Linked DNA regions of Homo sapiens: region 1 is linked to region 2. The links are chromatin loops, found by intact Hi-C in ENCODE. Cell type or tissue: endothelial cell of umbilical vein. All regions are shown on one strand.

The links. Peaks named below come from ENCODE experiments on the same cell type or tissue, not always from the same donor. Only the 100,000 strongest peaks of a DNase experiment are listed, where the experiment ranks them.
Region 1: a loop joins it to region 2, with 2.6 times the contacts of the local background. A loop is called at or near these places in 18 of 110 quality-filtered maps.

The regions. Positions count from the first base shown.
Region 1 is chrX:155,091,194-155,099,193 of GRCh38, reverse strand. The region is part of intron 7 of BRCC3 (BRCA1/BRCA2-containing complex subunit 3); the gene reads right to left. Among named protein-coding and RNA genes, the nearest start is that of BRCC3, 24 kb to the right of the region's middle. In endothelial cell of umbilical vein, a CTCF peak has its summit at 4,538 (motif pointing left); no DNase peak of the experiment used is centred here.
Region 2 is chrX:155,211,943-155,219,942 of GRCh38, reverse strand. VBP1 (VHL binding protein 1) reads right to left here and starts at 3,483. Exons shown (of 6, transcript NM_003372.7): 1 at 3,368-3,483. The coding sequence starts at 3,460. RefSeq lists a silencer at 3,100-3,189 and enhancers at 3,360-3,439, 3,437-3,731, 3,042-3,830. In endothelial cell of umbilical vein, a CTCF peak has its summit at 3,040 (motif pointing right); DNase peaks (open chromatin) are centred at 3,002 and 3,562; H3K4me3 peaks cover 1,342 bases; H3K27ac peaks cover 1,254 bases.

The DNA.
Region 1 (8,000 bases), 120 kb after region 2:
AAAAAAAACATTTCTAATTTTATTTCTTATTTAAATTTTTTTTTCTAATATATGCTGCTGAACCTAATCCTGACGGGAACAATAATATTATTTAGAGAGAAAGAATTCAAGGCATAAATAAAAAATAAATAGGACAAAGAGGACTATTTCATATTGTGTGAAGGAAAAACACAGAGAAGTTTAATAGTTATGACCTGTAAATATTCTGCACTAAAACAAACAAACAAACAAAAAACAGCTTCAAAGGATATAAAGCTAACTCTGACTAAAATATGAAAGTGGACAAATAATTTAGTTGGGATGGGAAGTTTATACATACACATCTCTCTCAGATATCAATAATCAAAACCACAATGAAGGATATAAGGATTGGTATAACACAACTTAAGCTTATTCTGACGGGGATATAAGGAACTTGTACCCAAGAGAAAATATACATACTTTCAACCCAAATGAAAAAGCTGTGAAAATTGACTATGTTTTAAGTCAGGGATCAGCAAACTCTTGAAGTAAAGACATATTTTAAGCTGTGTGGGCCACAGGGTCTCTATTACAACAGTCAGCTCTACAATCATAGCTGGAAAGGGGTCATAGACAATATGTAAATAAATGGATGTGGCTATATTCCAATAAAACGTGATTTACAAATGTAGGCCCCAGGCCAACCTGGCCTACAAGCTATAGTTTGTGGACCCCTGTTCTAGGTAACAGAGGAAATATTTTAAAAATCCGTAAGGCTGATACCACACAGGCCACAATCAGTTACCATAATGTAGTGTTAAAAATTAACATACTAGTCCCTCCCTCAAGTCTAAACAACTGGAAATTTCAAAATTTTAAATTTTTAAATGCACTTCTAAATAACCCTTGGGTTGAAGAGAAAATAAAAATGGAAAGTACAAATTATTTACAAGTAAACAAACAAAAAACATCAGAACTGCCTTACTATATATACATCAAAACCTGTGGGCCCAGAGTGAAGAGGAAAATTTATGACCTCAAATGTATTTATTAGAAAACTAGGAAGACAGAAAATAAACCTGGTTTTCACCTCAAGAATTTAGAATACAACAATAAAATGCAAAGAAAATAGAATAAATTAATAAAGAGAAATGCAGAATTTTTAAAAAAGGCTAAGAAACTGAGTTGTAAATAATGCTGCTATGAACATGGGTGCACAACTATCTCTTAGAGACCCTGCTTCCTTTTTTTTTGTTTTTGAGACGGAGTCTCACTCTGGCGCCATCTCGGCTCACTGCAAGCTCCGCCTCCCGGGTTCACGCCTTTCTCCTGCCTCAGCCTCCCCAGTAGCTGGGACCACAGGCGTCTGCCACCACGCCCAGCTAATTTTTTGTAGTTTTGGTAGAGATGGGGTTTCACCGTGTTAACCCGGATGGAGAGACCCTGCTTTCAATTCATTTGGGTATATACCAAAAAGTGGAACTGCTGAATCATATGGTAATAATATTCTTGATTTGAGAAACTACCATACCATTTTCCACAGTGGGTGTACCATTTTACATTTCTACCAACAGTGTACAAGGGTTCCAATTTCTCCATGTCTTTGCCAACACTTGTTATTTTCTGGTTTTTTAAAACACCTTTTTGAGATATTGATTTCAATTTTATTGGATATACTCCTGGAAATAGGATTGCTGAATCATATGACAGTTCTATTTTTTGTTTTTTGAGGAGTCTCTATACTGTTTTCTATCTTTGACTTTTTGATAATAGCCATCCTAACTCATTATGGTTTTGATTTGCATTTCTCGGATTAGTGATGCTGAGTACCTTTACGTGTACTTATTGGCCATTTATATGTCTTCTTTGGAAAAATGTCTATTCAGGATCTTTGCCCATTTATAAATTATATTATTTGGGTTTTTCGCTATTGAGCTATATGAGTTCTTTATATATTTTGGATATCAGCCCCTTTATCAGATATATGGGTTGCAAATATTTTTCTCCCCTTCTGTAGGTTGCCTTCTCATTTTGTTCAGTTTCTTTTGCTGTGCAGGCGTTTTAGTTTGATATAGTCCCACCCGTTTCTTTTTTCCTTTGTTGCCTGTGCTTTTGGAGTCGTATTCATAAAATCTTTGCCAAGACCAATGTCAAGCAGTGTTTCCTCTGCTTTCCACTAGTAGTTTTACACTTTCAGGTCTTATGTTTAAGTCTTTAATTCATTTTAACTTGATTTTTGTATATACGTGTGATAAGGATCCACTTCCATTCTTTCGCATGTGGGTATCTTGTTTCCCCAACATCATTTATTGAAGAGACTATCCTTTTCCCATTGAATATTCCTGACATCTTTGTTGACGGTTAGTTGACTGCATAAGCATGGGTTTATTTCTGGGCTCTCTATTGTCCTATTAGTCTATGTGTCTATTTTTATGCCAGTACCATATTGCATTGATTATTATAGCTTTATAATATACTGTGAAATCACATAGTGTGATTTCTCCAGCTTTGTTCTTCTTTCTCAAGATTGCTTTGGCTATTCAGGAACTTTTGTAGTTTCATATGAATTTTATGATTTTATTTCTATCTCTGTGAAAAATGTTATTGGAATTTTGATAGGGATTACACTGGATCTGTAGATGACATTGGGTAGTAGTGTGTGGGAAGTAATGTCTCATTGTGGTTTTTATTTGCATTTCCCTAAAGACTAATGATTTGGGGCAATTTTTCACGTGTTTATTGACCACTTGTATATCTTCCTTGGAAAAACGTCCATTAAAATCCTTTTACACATTTTTTAAAATTTAGGTGAAATTCACATAACATAAAATTAACCATTTTAAAGTGAACAATTCAGCGGCATTTAGTACCTTCACAATATCGTACAACCACCACCTCTATCTGGTTCAAAAACATTTTCATCACGCCAAAATAAAATCCCGTACCTATTAAACAGTTACTCGACATTCTTCCTTCCCACCAGCCCAGGATAACACCAATCTGCTTTCTGTCTCTATGGATTTAGCTATTCTGGATACTTCCTATAAGTGAAATCACACAATATGTGACTTTTTGTGTGGCTTCTTTCACTTATGTTTTCAAATTCTTTCAGATTGTAGCATGCTTCTATACTTTGTTTCTTTTTTATGAATAATATTTGATCGAATGGATATACAGTCATGCATTACTTATTGATGGAGATGCGTCCTGAGAAATGCATCGTTAGGCAACTTCATTGTCATTAAAACATCATACAGTGTACTTATACCAAACAAGATGGTACAGCCTACTACATGCCCAGGCTATATGGTATAGCCTATTGCTCCCATGCTATAAACCTGTACAGCATGTTATCATATGGAATACCATAGGCAGCTGTAACACAATGACAACTATTTGTGTATCTAAACACAGAAAAGGTACAGTAGAAATACAGAATAAAAGACCAAAAAAAAGTACACCTGTATAGGGCACTTACCATGAATGGAGTTTGCAGGACTGGAAGTTGCTCTGGGTGAGCAATTAAGTGAGTGGTGAGGGAATGTTAAGGCCTAAGATATTACTGTACACTACTGGAAACTTTATAACACTGAACACTTAGGCTACACTATATTAAAAATTGTTTCTTTCTTGGCTGGGCACGGTGGCTCATGCCTATAATCCCAGCGCTTTGGGAGGCCGAGGTGGATGAATCACCTTAGGTCAGGAGTTCAAGACCAGCCTGGCCAACATGGTGAAATTCAATCTCTGCTAAAAATACAAAAATTAGCCAGGCATGGTGGTGCACGCCTGTAATCCCAGCTACTCAGGAGGCTGAGGCAGGAGAATCACTTGAACCCGGGAGGTGGAGGTTGCAGTGAGCCTAGATCCTGCCGTTGTACTCCAGTCTGGGTGACAAGAACAAAACTCCATCACAAAAAAATAAATAAATAACAATAAAAACTAAATTTTTTCTTTCTTCAATAATTAACCGTAACTCTTTTACTTTATAAACTTGTTAATATTTTGAATCTGGTAACACTTAGCTTAAAACACACTGTACAGCTATACAAAAATATTCTCATTCTTTATATTCTTATTCTATAAGAATCAACATTACACTCAAAGAAAATGACCATTGGAGCACTGTGGAATTCATATTTTCAGATTAGGGATGCTCAACCAGTAAGTATAATGCAAATATTCTAAAATCTTAAAAAATCTAAAATCTGAAAGTATTTCATATAAAGGATACTCAATCTGTATTTGCTTTAAAGTCTTTATCACACAATTCCTACATGGGTGTCAGCTCAGTGTTGGCATCTGTTAATGTCCTTTTCTATGCAAGTTGAAATTTTCTCAGTTCTTCACATACCAAGTAATTCTGAATTGGATTCCCAGTATTTGGAATATTATGTTGACACGCTGGGTCTTGTTTATATTCTATGGAGAATGTTGTTACTTTTGTAACAATCCACCTAGTTAGGTTCAGGTTCAATTTTCCGCAGCCTTCTGTAGGCAGCGGTTCTAATTTTTCAGAGCCTTTGTAGTGTTCTTTGGATCATACCTGCATGTGCACCACCTAGTGGTCAGTATAGGATCTATGCGGTGGTCTATTGGTTAATTCTGTTCTAAATTATGCTAATTAGGATCAGATCCATGCATACATTGCTCAAGTATTAGCCCAGAAATTTATAAGCAACTTTATGAAGTTGCTTTATCATGTTCCTCCCTTTATGTGATTTCTTGGACCCCTTTTGTTCCTCCTACCAGCAATGAGACTCTAGCTACTCTCTTGTGTTCCTTCATGATTTGGCCTGCGTATACACCAAATGTTTAATAACCAAGCTTTCATTCTTTTATCAAAATAATAATAATAATAATCATTATCATTTGCAGTAACAGCAGCATCAAGAATTCTTCTAATTAATAGTTAATAATGATAACAATAATAATGATAAACTGTCTGGGAGGAAGTATGACAGCAATGGCTAAGACTGGTGTCCCACAGCAAGATATCTCAGGTCTAGAACAGAGTGATACCTGAACAAAAGAGCTGGCTCCCAACCTATTCACCGTAAAGTGAAGCCTCATGTTGACAAGCCAAGGCCACAAATAATGAGCTACCACTTCACTTTTTGTTGCTTTATTCTTAAAAAGGGATAGACAAGGAAGATTTTAAAAATTAAACAAAAAAAAATTATCAGAGGAAACAGGTAACTGTAAAAAACAGAAGGCAATCTAACATTTTCAATATCATATCAATAAAATAAAAAAGGATGCTGTGAAATGGGAGTAACCAGCAAATGTAGAAAAAACTCTTGAAAATTAAAAATATAAAATTGCCAAAATAAAAGAGTTGGAAGATAAAATTTTAAAAAGCCGAAACTAGAACAAAATAAAAGAGACAGAAAATATGAGTAAAAAGAAAGAGTCATTAGGTCAATTTAGGACCTTTAACTTGTGACTGATAGGAGTTCTAGAAAAAGAAAGGGAAAAAAACAGGGAGGAATTATCAAAGAATAGAGAAAAGGATATGATATCTCTGTCCTATTAACTTAGGGGGAAAAGGAAGGAGAGAGCTGTGAGAGAGGAAGCATCACCAGTGTTCTCCTTAATTTATCCAATAGAATCCTGTCTCATGGACTTGAAGTGAGAGATGCATCTCCTTCTGCTAGGACTTCAAGTCCATGAGACAGGATTCTATTGGATAAATTAAGGAGAACACTGACCATGAGAACAAGGACTCCTACACTGACTACCATAACCAGCATGAGACTAGAAAGCCTCCTTTCCTTACAGTGTAGTTTTATTTAAGTCATCTTCCCAATACTTCTGATGCCATCTTAGAGTGAACATGGGGAGTAACGGAAGTAATTGAAGGAATGAGAAGTCATTCCCCAAAGACCAATATAAACTAGAAGAAACTGTTTAAATTATGGAATTGGACTGAGTTACAAATAAGATTTCCTCTCTCCAGGAACTAGGTAGGTTGTGGATTGTTTTATCTGGGAATACAAAACAAACAAACAAAAAACAACAGAGAATTGCCCAGAGCTGAAAGACAAGCACTTTCTGATTGAAGTGTACAGCAGTTTGAATAAAATATCCACATTCTAACTATATCATAGTTAGAAAATCATAGAAAATTTCACATCAAGAATAAAGAGAGATACCTAAAAGCTGTCAGAGAAGGGAAAAAAATGCCCTACAAAGGCTTATCATCAGTAACATTGGATGTTTAAAAACAATGAAACAATGCCTTCAAAGTTATGAGGGGGAAAATTTCCACTTTGAATTCTTTATCTAGTAAGGTTATTAATTAAGAATAAAAACATTTCAGACAAGCAGAACTCAGAAAGTTTAGCTGAAATACACACCATTCTTAGGAAGTTACTAGAGAGTCTTTTCCAGCAAAATGACACAGTGAACCAAGAAAGATAACATAAAATCCAGGTGACAATGGATCCAACCCAGGAGAATAATGAAGGAAAGTCCCAGAATGTCAGCTGTGCAGTAGGCCTAGAGAAGATACCAGATCAGGGTAAGAGGATAGTGGGTTTCAAGGGAGCAATCCTAGGAAAAGCAAGGATTCCAAATATTTTAATATTACTTCTGAGGATGTAGAGCTCTGGGAGATGATAAAGGCAGAAAAATAAGGGGAAAAAGCCACTCAAAACCCCATGTAAAAAACAAAAAGCTATGTAAGAAAGGAAGTGGAATCATAGTACACTACACTGCTTGGTTGTACAGAGAATAATCTTTACATAATAATAACAATATAAACACTTTATTTTCTACTCTCAGAATCAACCATAGACAAAGCACAGAAAATGCAATTATGGTTACAACACAGAACATAGATGCTTACAACTGTGAAAATATAAATGCTTAGGGTAAAACTACAAGTAACAGCAGGGAGCCAAAAAATATTGTCTACTGTCAATTGTTAATAGAATAAATAAGCAAACTTTAAGATTAGAAAAGTAACCAACAGAACAAAAAATAGTAACATAACTACATTGAGGAGAATGGAGATGGGGTAGTATAAGTGAGCTAAATCCTCATTTGTGAGAGCAATATAACACAATAATAAATAAGAATAGAAAATATCCAAAACTGGTAAATCAAGAAAGAACATCATAAGTATATTATTTAGAGATATCAAAGTAACAGAAGAACTAAAAGGAAAATAAGGAGAAAGAAGTGGTTCCATTTGAGGAGTGAAACTATTTATTATAAGCCCTTCTGTACCACTCAATATTTTCATGCATATGCATGCATTAGTGTGGTGAAAATTTTAAAAATTAATTTTTCTTGACTAGGTATTTATCTATTTCTCTTCTACATCTTTACACAAATCATAGCTTACTGTTCTTCTACCCTGCATTTCCATTTAACAAAATATCTTGGAGATATTTGTGTATTACTACCAAGCTTCCTTGCTTTTTTTTTTTTTAACGGCTGCATTTTATTCCATTATATGAATGTATTATAATTTATTTAATCAGTTCTGTACTGATGAGCATCTGTTTCCCAATTCTTTGACATTTCAAACAATGCTATAATAATAAATTGATAAATATGACAAGAAAAAAGGCAATACAGTATTTGCTTCTATCTCCCAATTAGACAATGAATGAACATGGCATATAGTAGGTACTCAATTAAGATTTGCTAGTGGCCGGGTGCAGTGGCTGACACCTGTAATCCCAGTATTTTAGGAGGCCGAGGCAGGCGGATCACCTGAGGTCAGGAGTTTGAGACCATCCTGGCCAACATGGTGAAACCCCATCTCTATTAAAAATACAAAAATTAGCTGCGCGTGGTGGTACATGCCTGTAGTCCCAGCTATTCAGGAGGCTGAGGCAGGAGAAATGCATGAACCCGGGAGGTGGAGGTTACACTGAGCCAAGATTACACCACTGCACTCCAGCCTGGGTGACACAGTGAGACTCTGTCTCAAAAAAAAAAAAAGATTTGCTAATTTAGATTGAATTGGATTTCAATAAGGAAATGGATCTATGCAAACATTTAAATCAAGTTTATGACACAGCAAA
Region 2 (8,000 bases):
TCCTCAATCCAAAAATCCAAAGTCCAAAATGCTCCAATGAGCATTTCCTTTGAGCACTATATTGGTGTTCAAAAAGTTTTGGATTTTAGAGCATTCTGGATTTCAGATTTTCAGATTTAGGATGCTCAACCTGTAGTTATAAAAAGTTAGAGACAATTTCAGATGGTACATATATATTATATAGCTAATTTATTCTTTCACTTTCCTCTTCATTTTTTATTCAAAAATAGGAAAAGAAGAATGACCTTGCCCACCACTTTATGCATTTCCCATGCATCCCTAGTAGTAAATATGAAACTAACAATCAAATACATTGCCTATTCATGCATCCTATTCACAAAATGATTTTACAGGTTGCATGTCAAGATTATCAATTTTATTACTTATTTTTAATTCAACAAGTTTTACCATAGAAATCATACTAAATATGGTTACTGGGTTCCCAAGGCAATCCACAAATGCTTCCTTCAGTATCAAATAACTGAAACAAAGTAAACCTAAAAGGCAAACAGAATAATCTTTTGTAACAGTAATAACTGATCAAAAGAAAAGCAGTAAAACTGATGTTAAAATATTTTTTATACCACATGCTGATCCTTGAAGAAAGGCTAGTTAATTAGATAAGGATCAGAAACAAGATGAAAATATATGAAACTTAAAAGAGATGCTACAAGAGTCGTCTAGTACTTTACAGAACTCTAGTTCTTTATTATAAGTAACTTCAATTATCTTATAGCTTCTAAGATCTTCACATCATTATTCTTATCCATATTTACTAGCTACCAGAGAATATCTTAGCTGAAACAAGGAAGAAAAAGGAAGAGAAACACAGCAAGGGAGTGAACTAAGAAGCCATCAAACTAGACAGTAAAGGAAATTGAAAAGGTGAGGCTGAGAGATAATGGCTGAGTTCTGTATGTTAAAGAGAGATGCCATCTTCCTAGAAGGGTCACTGCAGGGAAGAGAAAGAAGTGTAAGTTTCTGGCACATGATACATGTTATCAGGTGCTGGAGTTTAGCAAGAATTAACTATAGCGGCATAGGCTGTGGTTAAGAGACAGGAGGTGCCTGGTTTGAATCCCAGCTTCGCCACTCATTAGATGAGTTGACCTTAGGGAAGTTATTTAACCTCTCTTTGCCTCAATTTCCTCATCATCTGTACAAGTACCTTTTCGTCACCAGGGATTAAATGAGTTAGCATATGTGAAACGCTTATAAGAGTACGTGACACCTATGTATAGCATAATGTGCCACAGGGACACAAAGTGCCAGGGATTTTGTTTTGGGGTAGAGGTCAGAGAAAACTACAGGGAGATGATATCTGAACTAGATGTGGAAAGATGAAGAGGTCATGAAATGGACAAGGGTGAAACAACAATTCAAGCAGAGAAAGAAAACAAATTACTGCCTCAGCGGGGTTGGGGAATGGACTGGGTCTGACTTCTAACCACTATGGTATATTGCTTCCTATCATCATGAATATTAATACCTATTCGACACCTACTACACTGCAATACTGCAAGCATGTTCTCTGTTTCCCATAACAACTCTCTAAGTATTGTCATCCCTATTTCAGTTAAAGAAACTCAAGCTCAAAGTGGTAAAATAATATGCTTAAGGTTAAGCAGCAACTGGGAAGCAGAGCCAGGATTCAGACCCTGGTCTATTTAGAGGCCAATAATCTTTCTACAATACCATGTCACTTCAATTATTAATAGTTTGGAAACATAAACAGTTATATAAAATTTGGGTTGCTTATTACATTATGTTGGTAGAAATTTTAAGGTCTAGAAAAAAATAACCACGACATTGTAGGGAAAAAGCATTTCAAGACATTATAAAGCCCTCAGATAAAGTGTCTCCTCCCGAGTTAGATTTCTGACGCCATCTCTAGCTGAGCACCATGAATGTAACATTTAAGGCCCTATGGAAATTCAATTAGACACTTAGTTTGAGCTTATACTATGTGTGAGGCACTATGCTATGACCAGGAGAAGTAGGGCGATTCATGAGAACTACCTCACCTCCTCCCAGTAGCAGAGCATGAGGGGTAAGCTGCCAGTCTGGACCTCCACGGATTGTCCAAGTTCAAACCCTGGATACCTCACTTACATCCTGTGTGGCCTGGGGCAAGTTACTCAAGTGCCCCGTACCTCAGTTTTATCATCTAAAAAACGGGCATAACAGTAGTAGCTACCACCTCGAGTTTTGTAAAATCATTAAGAAAGTGCCTGGCACTCAACAAATTTTATTCCTTGTTATGGTTAGATAATAGATCAATGTAGAGAAATAAATGACACAGCTCATAAAAACACAAAATAATAACCAATTACGAAATTCAATCAGCAAATGCGAATATACAATATCAAGTGTGGTATAAATAAATGAGTCTTTAGAAGGATATAAGACGTAGTTAGTAAAAAAAAGGCAGAGGTAAGGTAAGGTACAAACCAAAAGATTGAGAAACTTCCATGAAGATTTTATAGTAGCTAAGTGGGGACAGACAGATGACCTGGCCTGGAGGGCCAGTCAGATGTTTTCTCTCATTAGTCAAATAGTTTTCAACTACTATTTCTAAATTAAATAAATAAAATAAAATTTTTAAAAAGCCACCCAGCACAGGCAGCGCCCTCCAGAACGGCCTGTGGAGCAACCCGATCCCCTCTAGGACACTAGCGAACCTGGGACCTAGCGCCATCAGGAGGGTTCAGCCTCCTCTCTCAACAATTCATTCTCCACTAAGTTGTTAGAATGATGTAGTTAAAACGAAAGGCCTTCTGATGACAGCCCGTTGCCTACTGGAAAACCTCAATTCCTTAGCAAGACACAGAAGGACTTTACACTCCCAACCTATCATCCTATTTTCCCATCGGTCTCTTCTTCCATTTCCCGAGGCAACATTCCCGAGACCACTGCATTCCTTCAACAGACAAAGTGATATTCCCGGTTTTCACATCTTAGCACTGGCTGTTCTGCCTATTCATTGTACTGTGTCTCCAGCATCCATGCTGAGTCGAGAGCTCCTCACCACCTCCCCTTTTCCAACCAGCAGGGGGACGAAAACCGGCGGCAGCCCGGAGGTCCCTCAGGCCGCCCTGCCCTGCCACCCGCCGCCCCTCGCCCCTCGCCCCTCGTCCCGGCCCCGCACCCCGTTCTCTTCTACGGCCTTCTCGAGCTACGTTTCTTCCGGGCGGGCCCCCAGCAGAGCTCAATCTGTCCAGGTGCGAGGGGTGAGAGCAGACCGAGCGCCCCCTCCCTGAACACTTGGCTCAGCTCCTTCCAACAGTCGAGGCCTGGGTGGGAGCCGGGAAGAAAGGGGCAGTCCAAGGCCTCAAGCCAAGATGCCAGGGAACAGCGTGCCTCTTACCACAAACACGGCCTCAGGAATCCCCAGGTGGAGCCGCCGCCCATTCCCTGTGGCCATTTCTCCTTTGCCACAACTGTCCTTAACGGCCGCCATCTTGGGGATGCGAGCGCGCGACTGCCTCCCGGGCCGCCGGCCGCCGGGATTCCGTGATTGGCTTGTTCGCACTTGCAGGCCCGCCTCTCCATCTCCATGCACATTCATTGGTGCGCAGGGAGCGTCCCCCACAAGTCCCCGTTCTCCTTTGGCCGAAAGTAGCCCAACCTCTAGGTGCTGATTGGCTGCGCTCAGGTAAGTGACAAGCGTGGAAGGGCCGCGAAAGAGAAGCTGGAGCGACAGGAAAAACCCATACGTCCTCCTGGGAAAAGGGGTCTTGTGAGTGAGCGGTGCTAAAGCCCTAGGAATAGGGACCTAGCCTGACCCCACCCCGACCCTAGAACTGGCAGCAGCCTTCGCAATGGCCTCTGGAGCGACCCAATCCCCTCTCTCGGATGCTAGCGAACCTGGGACCTAGCGCCATCACGAGGGTTCAGCCTCTGTGCCTTTCTGGTCTCACCATCCCAGGGAGCTTCCTGCCCCTTGAAGGGAACTTACTTTGTGTCTGTTTCAGAGTGGTCACTGGCCTCATTCTAATAAATACCCTGCCTGTCGCACCAGCCTTTCCTGAAAGCCACCTTTGATCAGAATGTCTTCTCTCCAGCTCAAACGTTTCCAAAACTTCATAGTCTACATACAAAATCCTAAGAACTCCACCTAGGCTTCTAGGCCCATGGACTTACCCAATGTCATCCTACACTACAACCCTTTAAAAGCACATGTGTCATACAGAACCAAGTAATTATTCTTCGGGCTCTTTTCTGTGCTTTATTTCACTGGAGTGTTTCCCAGTGAGGCAGTGCTTCATCCACTTGCACAAATTCTACCATGAGCCTAAGAATTACGCAATGGAAAGTAAGTCTCTCTTCTCAGAGGCAATCACTGTTACCGGTTTATCTCCGCACATAATGTACGATCAAGCATATAGACATAGATATGTCTTTAGATATAATATGAGGAAGAAATTGGTATCGTCATATTGTGAATGAGGAAACTAAAGCTCAGTGAACCTGTACAGCTCCTCCAAAATCCTACAACTACATAGTAGTGAAGCCGGAATTCCAAACTAGTTCTCCAGTGGCTTCTATGCGATTTGGCTTGGGAGGATGAAGACATGTTAGCTAACCATGACTCTGACCTTTTCTGGTCAGCAGTTTTGTAAGATAATGTCTCTGTTCCTGGAGAGAAAAGTATATGGGAATTCTATTCTTCACCACTCTCCCCCACCTCAGTGCCTTCCAAAAAAAAATTTTGTTTTTGAAAAGTAGGTAACGTTTCTACAGAAAAACATTGAGATATCAGATACACATGCAAATTTTGTTCAACTTCACTGATCCCTATCTATATTAATCATTGTTAGAACCAATCAAGGACTTACTTCAAACTTTAGGAAATATTTCTCCAAATTATCACTAATTTTAATTTGGAATAAATCCCTCTAAGAGATATAGTATTTGACACTTCGGGCCAGGTTTTTCTTTTGGAGCCAAAAGCCTTATCAGCTTATCGCTCATGTTTTACTCCCTTACAGGTACAAACAGAAGATTCCCTTATTTATACTGCTGAATATATTTCCTTTCTAGTGTTCTCTTAATTAGAAAGTTGTATACCAATTCTTTCCTTCCTGCCATGGCTGCAGCAGCTTTTCCAAGAGTACACTAACCTTATCAACTCTATAGGTGGTCATTTTCTTATCTCTTAGCAAAAAAAAAAAGGAAAAGAAAAAAAAAAAAACCTTCCTCTTGCCAGATCCAAATCTAGCTATTACCTGACTAAATATGATTGGTCTTTAGCAACCCTTCAGTAGCCCACACCTTTTACAGCTTATCTTTAGATTGCTTTAATAAAAGCATTTTTTAAAACAGACTTTAAAAGGTTGTAGTTTTTCACCATGGACACTTTTGAAACAAAACAAAACAAAATGTAAAGAAAATACGCATACAACAGGAAACAGAACAACTTAAACAATCATTTCACGTAGTGTTGTGCTGATAAATGTTCAACTAATTCTCTTTAGAAAGGGGGTATATATTTATTATAAATTGTATTGATGTAAAAGGTGTATAGCACACAATTTCATAAGTGATAATAAAATATACAATACTCTTTATCGTTAATTCTGTATAACCAATTCTGACAGGATGCTTTTGATTTTTGCCAAATACATATCTCCCTAGACAACCTACAGTTGCAATTGATGAACTAGTGTAGTTCTGACATGAATGTTGCTTGATATTTTCATTTATGTTAAGTAATAAGAAAAAAGTAATTCAACAATTATTTTTATATTGGTACTTGGATCATTCATCAACAATGTGAGTGATTTATTTGCTGAATTGGATAATGGTTTTCAAATACCAGAAAAATATTGCCTCATTTTATGGTGCTGTTCACAATAATGGCTACAGACACAACTCACTTTTAAGCTGAATCTGCATTAGTAACATTTTCTCCATTGCTTTCAAGTCTAGAGTGACAAACATAGATCAAGCCGTAGTTTGTAGCATCTACCAATTTCTGTAGCCTGGATACTCCCACAATGGCTGATTTCAATCCATGTCGAGTTGGGAGGACATGCCCAGTAGCACACAGATACAATCGATGTAAATAACCTCAAGAGCATAGGTAACATTCAAATGTCGAAAAATAATTAGAAGGTGATAAATTTTGAATATTTATTACCTTTGCCTTTAAAAGAATTTAATTGTAAATTTTTATAATTTAATTTTAAATGATGGCTGTGTTTAACAACCATCTTGCAGAATTTCTAGAAATTTAACAATTGGTTCTCACAAGCTGGTACAAGCCAGCTCTGGTGCACCACTGGCTCATATTTTGGGAAGCCAGAGTTTAATGACTTCAGTGAATAGTACCTGTAAATGTCACACTAATGTGCTCTGCAGAGAAGGAAGAAAATGATGTGACATACAATTGGAGTCCCCTGGAAGAAGAGGGTGATATCCTTAGCAACTTCCAGAACCCAGATAACCAAGAGTTGACTTAAATTTGTACAGCCGGGAACCGACAACAACTCTCACTCCATCTTTGCCTGGAAGCTTTGTGCAGGTAACAGGTTCTGTCCCAATCTCCACAAGCCTCTGAAATTACTCTGAAGAGCTGCAAATCCTGAGGCTGGGGGAATGTGTCTCCTTTTTCCTGAGCCTGGTCACTGGGGTCATTTCCTCCCAGGAAGCCCACTGGGAAAGAGCCCAAGGCCTTCAGAGAGATGCCAAGCATTTCAGGATGTTCTGAGACAGCCTCTGCTCGACCTTCTGATTCAGTTTCTAATCCTGACTTCTGAGAGCAGAAAGTGCAGTTTCCCCTAGGGGCTTTGGAACTCCCCTGGAGGGCACTCAACTGTGATAGTGCTCCTGCATGCTAAGCCACCCCAGCCTCTTGGGGCTATTTCCTAGTAAGTCAGAATACATGTGTATTCTATTTCCAGACATGCCAATGGGCCTCCATACTCACTACCCTGGGTTGTTGAGTGTGCTGGTAGTGTTCTCACTGTGTATTGTTATTGTATCTTCAGTGTTTTTGCTCTGTTTATACAAGAGAGGACAAGGTAGGATTTTCCTAGACAAGGTAAAATGTGGCAATGTGATTTCCTTTTTCCTGGGACTGATGTTATTTATCCAAGGTGATGTGGAGAGGTCCTTTGTTCAGGGAACTAACCCTTCTGCAACCCCCACCCCACCACCTCATCTGCCAGAATGATGGCCCTGGGGACTCCCAGACATTACCCTGCTTTATTTCCAGAATCCATTTCTAGGCTTGCCACTGTGTAATAGGCCCTAGAACTTGGGTTCTAGTTTAACCCTGTCATTTAACAGGCTGTGCCTCATTAGACAAGTGTCTTCACCTATCTAGCTCAGTGTCCTCACATGTGAAATGTGAGCTTTGGACTAGAGGATCTCCAGACTCACTTCTAGTGCTAATACATTTTGACTACGACCTCTGGTGAGTCATCAGGGCACTAGTACTAATTCTGCATCCCATGGTTGTCACTAGATCCCACTGGATCCTCCGGGTTCCTTCTGTAACTATGCAATTCTCAATTTAGAAAACCTGATCTTGGGCCCCAAGGTGAGTAATTACACCCTCCAAATCCCTCTGCCCCCATGTCCACCCAAGCTCTTCCTTTCCAACCAAACCCAATAAAAAGCATGGATGTAAAAAGGTTCAAACTCTGCTTTCATGTTCCTGAATCTCCTTTGGGCCGGACTCCTTAGGATACATGAAGACCTTCAGTATAAGCCATGGTAAATTCCCAGTCACAAGTTTTCCTGTATAATAATTGGGAGAGATGGTGCATTTCCAGCACAATGGTTAAGGCTAAGAGCATGCACTTTGCAGTCAAGCTTGATTATTTATTGGCTATGGGATATTAGGTTAGTTACTTTAACACTGTCTCAGTTTTCTCCATTGTAAAATAACCATAATAATAGGGCTTTGGGCACATATTATTAAGTAGATTGAATGGAATTACACATAATAACATACTTGATACTGTGCCCAGTACCTAGTAAGCCCTCAATAA